2 separate regions of the Homo sapiens genome follow, and region 2 is linked to region 1. A link is a contact called in ENCODE Hi-C or POLR2A ChIA-PET data. All regions are on one chromosome and are shown on one strand. Each heading gives the region's core, a stretch centred on a gene start or an enhancer-like site at or near the end of the contact. The rest is flanking DNA. Distances are from core to core; before and after follow the strand shown.

Region 1 (3,514 bases), core at 314-2,813:
GGTCAGGTTTTCAAACATAGACAAACTGTCATGCACACTCACACTCACACAAAAAGAAAAGACAAAGAAGAAAGTAGATGCAATTTTCTCCAAAATGTATCCCCTACGAAGGTAGCAGCTTTACCCAGTTTTGAGCATTGTACTTTGCTGGAGTTTAAGATTTCCCAGTTTAGGGCACTGGAAAGTTCGAGTCTCTTTACCTTGAATCAAAAGCATAGCTTATTTCCCACTAGTGATTCTCTTAGAGGTTAATGATGAAGGGGAACAAGCCCTAGACTGAGAGGGGGCAAGAGCTGGTTACCAGACCAAAGGTGTGAATTGGCCATGTGATACTTGATATCACATCTGTTGTTGTAAAGTAAGGGTGTTCAAGAAAGTGATCCTTAAGGCTATAAAAGATATTTTTTTGCACCCCTTGCCCTAAACTTAAAATAAGTGCTCACTCACCTCTCCCTTCTTTTCTCCACTCTTGCAAGGTTTTCCGTGTATGTATGTGTCAGAAATATTGGAGTATCTGCCTAAGCCTAGTAAAACAAAACAAAAATCCATTCTCATCCCCATGATGCTTTCATAATCTTGTCCTTAACCATTTCCCACTGTTCCTCTTCCTCTCCCCAAACCTTTCCCCCTTAGCCTTAGACTTCAGCAGTGGTTCTCAGAATGTGGTTTCTAGGCCGGAAACATCAGCATCACCTGGGAACTTGATAGAAATGCAAATGCTTGGACCGCATGCAGACCTACGTTACTGAAACCTCTGGGTGAGGCCCAACAACCTGTCAAACACCGTCAGACCTGTCAAACTGTTTGCTCAAGTTTGAGAGCCACTGTTCCAGATCAGGGTTCTTAATCTAGGGTCCACAGATGGTTCTAGGAAGTCTAAATGTTTTTTGAATTTGCATATAACATTTTGCACAAGTACATGCCCTTTTTCTGGAGACAAGTTCTCAAAGCAGTCAACTCTTGACTCCAACTACACTATCATTCTGTTTCTTTCTTTCTTTTTTTTTTTCTTTTTGAGACAGTTTTGCTCTTGTCGCCCAGGCTGGAGTGCAATGTCTTGATTTCCACTCACTGCAACCTCCGCCTCCTGGGTTCAAGCGATTCTCCAGTCTCAGCCTCCTGAGTAGCTGGGATTACAGGTGCCCACCACCACGCCCAGCTAATTTTTGTATTCTTAGTAGAGATGGGTTTCACCATGTTGGCCAGGCTGGTCTCAAACTCCTGACCTCAGGTGATCCGCCCACCTCCGGCCTCCCAAAGTGCTGGGATTACAGGTGTGAGCCACCGCACCCGGCCTATCACTCTGTTTCATAAACAACTTCCTGCCTACATCTGCAAACTCTTCTTTCCTCCTCTTCTTTGCCTTAAAAGATACCTGGCTTTCCCTCCAAAGGATCTTGGTGGTCACTTTCCCATACCTCATGTGCTTTCAGGATAGGGTATGGGGCCTCCCCAGTACTGCACTCAGACCCCTATTCTTCCACACTTCCAAATCTCTGCATATATATATATACACATATATATATATACACACACACACACATATATATACACACACATATATATATACACATATATATACCAAATCTCTGCATATATATACACACACATACACACACACACACACACACATATACATATATATATTTAGATCTATACTCCCCTTTACTCCTCCTTTACTGCTGTCATCTGCTGACTTTGCTCACACTTTCCCTTGTTCATTACAGACTTTGGGTTCCTACCTCCTACCAGCTTCCTGGATGATAACAACATCACATGAATGACCCATCTAACACCACGGCCTCGTGGGACCTTAACCACTTCATGTCAAAGAATTTCACCTTCACATACTCCAGCCACTCACTCTGTTAGGCCCTGGGAGCTTGCCCTCATCTGGGATGCTCCACCGTATGCCAGTCAGCTTATGCCAAATTACACTGTGGTAACAAACCCCCAAATCTCAATCGCTTGAATTAACAAAAGCTTGTTCCTTTGTCCCTCGCAGGATAGGTACAGCTATGGTCCCTGTTCTCTTCAGTCTTGGAGACAGGTCAAAGGGAGCAGCCCCCATTTTGGGACACACTAGCCTCACGTGGAGGAAAAAGAGCACTGACTTACCCACACAATGGTCCCTAAGCCTCTGCTCAGAATAGCACAGTTCATTTCCACTTGCATCCCATTGGCCAGCCCGCTGCCAGTGGTGCAGGAAGTGCAATCTTTTCCAAGGCCTGGTAGAGAAAAGCTGCGCAGGTTTTGACAGTAATACATCTACCACAGCCTTTGAAGTCCTATTAGATCTTTCTTCCTCTCTCTCTCTCTCAACATAGCGACCTGTCTTTTCAGCTCCTGGTCCTCTCCTCCTACTGTACTATTCTTCAGTTTCAATCAGCCCCCTCCTGGAAATGACAATAGATAACATTTACTGAACACTTAGTAGGTTCTATCTTGACATCTATTATCTCGTGAGTCATTGAGAGCTTAGAGAAGTTAGCCTGTCTTCACCTCATTCTGTCTTCTAGGTTAGAACCATTACTTCGCCTATGAGGAAAACAGAAGAACCAGATAGAACTGAGAGGCCAGGTCAGGGCCATAAATGTGTGACACCAATCTGCAGGTTGTGTGATGTTTCTCCTGTAGTACGCATTGGCTGGCCTCAGTGGTCCTCAACCAGAGGCCATTCTCCCACTTAAGTAATATTTACCAATGTCTGCGGACATTTTTTATTGTCATAATTAGGGGAGTGCTACTGGCATCTAGGGAGCAGAGGCCAAGAATGCTGCTAAACATCTTAGAACACACAGGACAGCCCCCATCACAGAATTCTTCAATCCAAAATGTCAACAGTCCTGAGGCTGAAAAGCCCTGGTCTGCAAATTGGACAGTCTCAGGCAATTGCCTTGTGGAAATTTTCCTACTCTGTTCTCTCCCCTATTCTCCAGAATACCTGTTCCAGACCTGCTCCACTCTCTTCAAACTCTTATCCCAACCACCATCTCTGCTGTATGGCTGGAGGCTCTGGGAGGCCGGTGGAAGGCGCAGCAGGGCAGACCGGCGGTGCTTGGGCGTAGAAGGGGAGAGCAGTCCGACCGCAGGCGAGCAGCTCAGGGGTCCCCAGTCCGAGCCCCACGACCCTGGGGTGGCAGTGACGCCTGGAGTCGGGCGGGCGTGGCTGGGCCGGGCTCTTGAAGAGGCAGCCAGGCACCACCATTAGTGTCTACGGCCATACCACCCTGAACACGCCAGATCTCGGAAACTAAGCAGGGTCGGGCCTGGTTAGTACTTGGATGGGAGACCGCCTGGGAATACCTGGTGCTGTAGGCTTTTTGGCTCCCTCCCTCCTTTTGTCTCCGAGCTTCCCAACTGCCCCCTGACTCTGCTCCCCCTTTTCCGCCCGCCTGTGTACCCCGCGGTAGCCCAGGACCTCCTCGTGGAGGTCTGCCGCCGCAGCACCGCCAGGCAGCAGCATCCCACCTCTTCCGCCTCACTGCAGCCCCACCAGGAGCTGGCTTCAGCC
Region 2 (3,453 bases), core at 683-3,182, 110 kb after region 1:
ATGAGCCACAGGGACCCCCGTGTGTTGGCATTCATGTCGGCATATGTCGTCTTCCTCCCCCACCCTTCTCACTTGCGCATGCACGTGCACGCGCACACACGCACGCACACACAGACGCTCCATGGGCTGGAGCTTTCTATAAAGAGGCTGGGTGGCCAGTTCCCATTAAAGGAAGAAAAACAACAAGGCTCAGAATGGAGCCTAAAACCGAGCAGAGGAATCTAGATTGAGTTGCTTTGGCCTGAGCACATTTCCTTACATCCAGTTTGGCTGTCCTATCCGGAGATCCTGTGTTACAGCCCTCAGAGACTGAGAGTTTTACCAGGGGAAATGGATTTTGGCCTTAGAGGGACGCATAGGTTTGGGTGATTGGTTTTGGGAGCTGGGTGTCCTGACCTGCTCCCTTTCTTTTATAGCTATGAAGATTTCTACCTCTCCTGCTCCCTCAGCCATGGCGGCAAGGAGCTGTGCAGCCCCCTGCAGACCCGAAGAGCTCACTTCTCCAAGTACCTCTTCCACCTCATCGTCTGGGACCAGCAGTAAGCCCTTCCCCCAGGCTTCAGTGCCCAGGCCACTGTAGACCTGCTCAGCCTCTGAAATATCCCTGGGGCCAGATAACTAGTCCAGGACTAATGATAAAACCAGGCTCCTTGTTAACCCTAACTGGACAAGTCATTCAACCTCTTGAGTCTCCACTTCCCTGACTCTTTTTTTTTTTTTTTTTTTGAGAGGCAGCCTCGCTTTGTTGCCCAAGCTGGAGTGCAGTGGTGCGATCTCGGCTCACTGCAAGCTCTGCCTCCTGGGTTCACGCCATTCTTCTGTCTCAGCCTCCCGAGTAGCTGGGACTACAGGCGCCCGCCACCACGCCCAGCTAATTTTTTGTATTTTTAGCAGAGATGGGGTTTCCATGTGTTAGCTAGGATAGTCTCGATCTCCTGACCTCGTGATCTGCCCGCCTCGGCCTCCCAGAGTGCTGGGATTACAGGCGTGAGCCACCACGCCTGGCCTCCACTTCCCTGACTCTTAAAGGAGCCAAGTATAATTACCACTTCTCAAGTTGTCATGAGGATCCAATGAGAAGTATCTATAAAGGCTCTTTGTAAACCATAAAAAACATATAAATTTTAGTTGTTGACCAGGCGCGGTGGCTTACGCTTGTAATCCCAGCGCTTTGGGAGGCCGAGGCGGGCGGATCACCTGAGGCAGGGAGTTCAAGACCAGCCTGACCAACATGGAGAAACCTCGTCTCTACTAAAAAAAATACAAAATAGCCGGGCATGGTGGCGCATGCCTGTAATCCCAGCTACTAGGGAGGCTGAGGCAGGAGAATCGCTTGAACCCGGGAGGTGGAGGTTGTAGTGAGCTGAGATCGTGCCATTGCACTCCAGCCTGGGCAACAAGAGCGAAATTCTGTCTCAAAAAAAAAAAAATTAAATGTTAGTTGTTAATTTTAATAATACTTTATTTTTTGATCTTGTCTCCCTTAAAGAGTTTAACTAGTTGGAGGGCTTCTCATCCTCTCCCTTCTTCCCTCAGTTCCTGTAGACTATGGAGAGGAGACTGTGCTTTTCCCTTTATATATAGAGAAGGGAGGGTTGTCTAGAGAAAGAATATTGAGCTTGGATTCCCAGGAGTGAGCCTCTATTTCTAGCTCTGTCTCGAATACTACTTTCTCTCTATTCTTTCTGTGCCTCATTTTTTCAAACTGAGAAATGGGGACATTGGTTTCACTCAGAGGCAGTTATGGCGTCGAGATGAGATAGGTGGGTTATAAATATAAATATGAAACCAAAAGCACAAGGTAATATTAATCACCACATGTAAACAATAATTTGGTGTCGGGAAGGTAGGCGTCAGCCAAGCAAAGCAGGAAGGAAACGGAGGAGAGGGTGCCTTGCTTGAATGGGGGCACCGCAGGGGTTTTCCTGCCCTGTGCTTCATCTGTGCTATGCTCTACCTTCCTTCCAGTCAGTCAGAAAATCCCCTGTTTGCTGCCCCCGGCTTTGCTTCCCCACACTGACTATATTAGAGTCCTCATTTGCAGAGCAGCACTGCAAGCTAAGTATTTGTAGCACAGATTAAAGAGACTGAGGAGGGTCCTGGGGAGGCCGAGGATGCAAAATAGGTAGATGAAGAATCTGGAGATGCTGGAAGAGGTGGGTCCTTTTACAGATGGACAACTGGGAAAATGGACCCTTTCTCATGCCCTTCACACTTAGGTAATTCTTAGAGCAATAAAGGTGTATATGGCTGGGCACGATGGCTCACACCTGTAGTCTCACCGTACTTTGGGAGGACAAGGCGGGATAATCACTTGAGATCAGGAATTTGAGACCAGCCTGGGCAACACAAAGAGGCCTTATCTCTACTAAAAAATTATTTTAAATGAGCTGAGTGTGGTGGCGTGCATCTGTAGTCCTAGCTACTTAAGAGGCTGAGGTGGGAGAGTCACTTGAGCCTGGGAGGTCGAGGCTGCAGTGAGCCATGATCACACCACTGCACTATAGCCTGGGCAACAGAGTGAGACCCTATCTTAAAAAAAAAAAAAAAAAAAAAGGACATGGGGTGTGCATTAAAGGTCCTCAAGCAAACAACTGCCAGGACAGGAGAAACTCCTTGCAGGCAGAGGATAGCTGCATTAAATGGCCCTTGAGTTCCACCATTCCCTTGGGATTTTTTGGTCACAATTACTGCTGCTGTCAAGAGAAGGGGTGCCAGCCTGGGCAACAAGGGAGACCCAATCTCTACAAAAAATACAAAAAATTAGCCAAGTGTGGTGGCATACACCTGTGGTTCCAGCTACTTAGGAGGCTGAGGTGGGAGAATCACTTGAGCCTGGGAGGTCAAGGCTGCAGTGAGTATCCAGCCTCGGCAACAGAGCGAGACCCTGTCTCAAAAAAAAAAAAAAAAAAAAAAAAAGGGTGCTGCACAGTGTTCTGGCCCAGGAGGAACTTTAAAAAATTGGCCTTAAACCCTTTACTCATACAGTATCAGAGGTAGAGAGGCAGCCCAGCCTGCCCCATGAGTTTCATTTTGTTCCCTGAGATCCCCACCTTGAATTTTAAAGGGGCAGTCCCCTGCCTAGCGCCTTGTGAAGGGCACTATCTTGCACTGTCCATCCAGAAGCCCCGAATGAGACTTCTTGGCCCTTCATGGTCAAGACCAGGACATTTGGGGGAAGGCGTGCCAGCGTTCAGAGGACAGTCTTTGGGCCAGTCATTCTCTCCTTCCTACTGTAGTTGCAGCCTGGGGCAGGTCTTTCAACCTAGAATGGTAGCGATAATAGGGCCTACCCTACAGGATTGTTTGAGGAGCAGTTAGGACACTGTAAATAAAGTACTTGGCACAGGCTTCTTAGCTGGGGAGCCCTCTTGGTTTTGGTTTCTCTGTTCCAAGTGACTGACAGACTGGCTGATACATGGGGATACGTGCGCATGAAAATACTATCTGTAT

What was found. Hi-C counts contacts between places; a loop is a spot of excess contacts on that map. ChIA-PET counts read pairs that join two places held with the same protein, here RNA polymerase II (POLR2A). Pooled maps may share reads with other maps.
Region 2: a loop to region 1 is called in a pooled map, with 4 times the contacts of the local background. The contact joins the enhancer-like site here to the promoter of LRRN2-AS1 in region 1. A Hi-C loop is called at or near these places in 1 of 168 maps with a recorded cell type or tissue (OCI-LY7), 2 of 37 single-sample maps with no recorded cell type and 10 of 50 pooled maps. POLR2A ChIA-PET finds 5 or more read pairs at or near these places in 7 of 52 experiments (B cell, OCI-LY7, PC-3 and 3 more).

Annotation. Positions count from the first base shown.
Region 1 is chr1:204,562,220-204,565,733 of GRCh38, reverse strand. It overlaps LRRN2-AS1 (LRRN2 antisense RNA 1), which reads right to left and starts at 1,563. Exons shown (of 13, transcript XR_007066814.1): 1 at 448-1,563. It also overlaps the pseudogene RNA5SP74.
Region 2 is chr1:204,451,755-204,455,207 of GRCh38, reverse strand. It overlaps PIK3C2B (phosphatidylinositol-4-phosphate 3-kinase catalytic subunit type 2 beta), which reads left to right. Exons shown (of 33, transcript NM_001377334.1): 12 at 417-539. Among named protein-coding and RNA genes, the nearest start is that of PIK3C2B, 41 kb to the left of the region's middle. RefSeq lists enhancers at 1-378, 1,971-2,080. Within about 2 kb of position 1,932, at least 9 of the 41 ENCODE cell types and tissues checked have a DNase peak (open chromatin) inside an H3K27ac peak, as active enhancers do; they include B cell, where a contact is called at or near this core.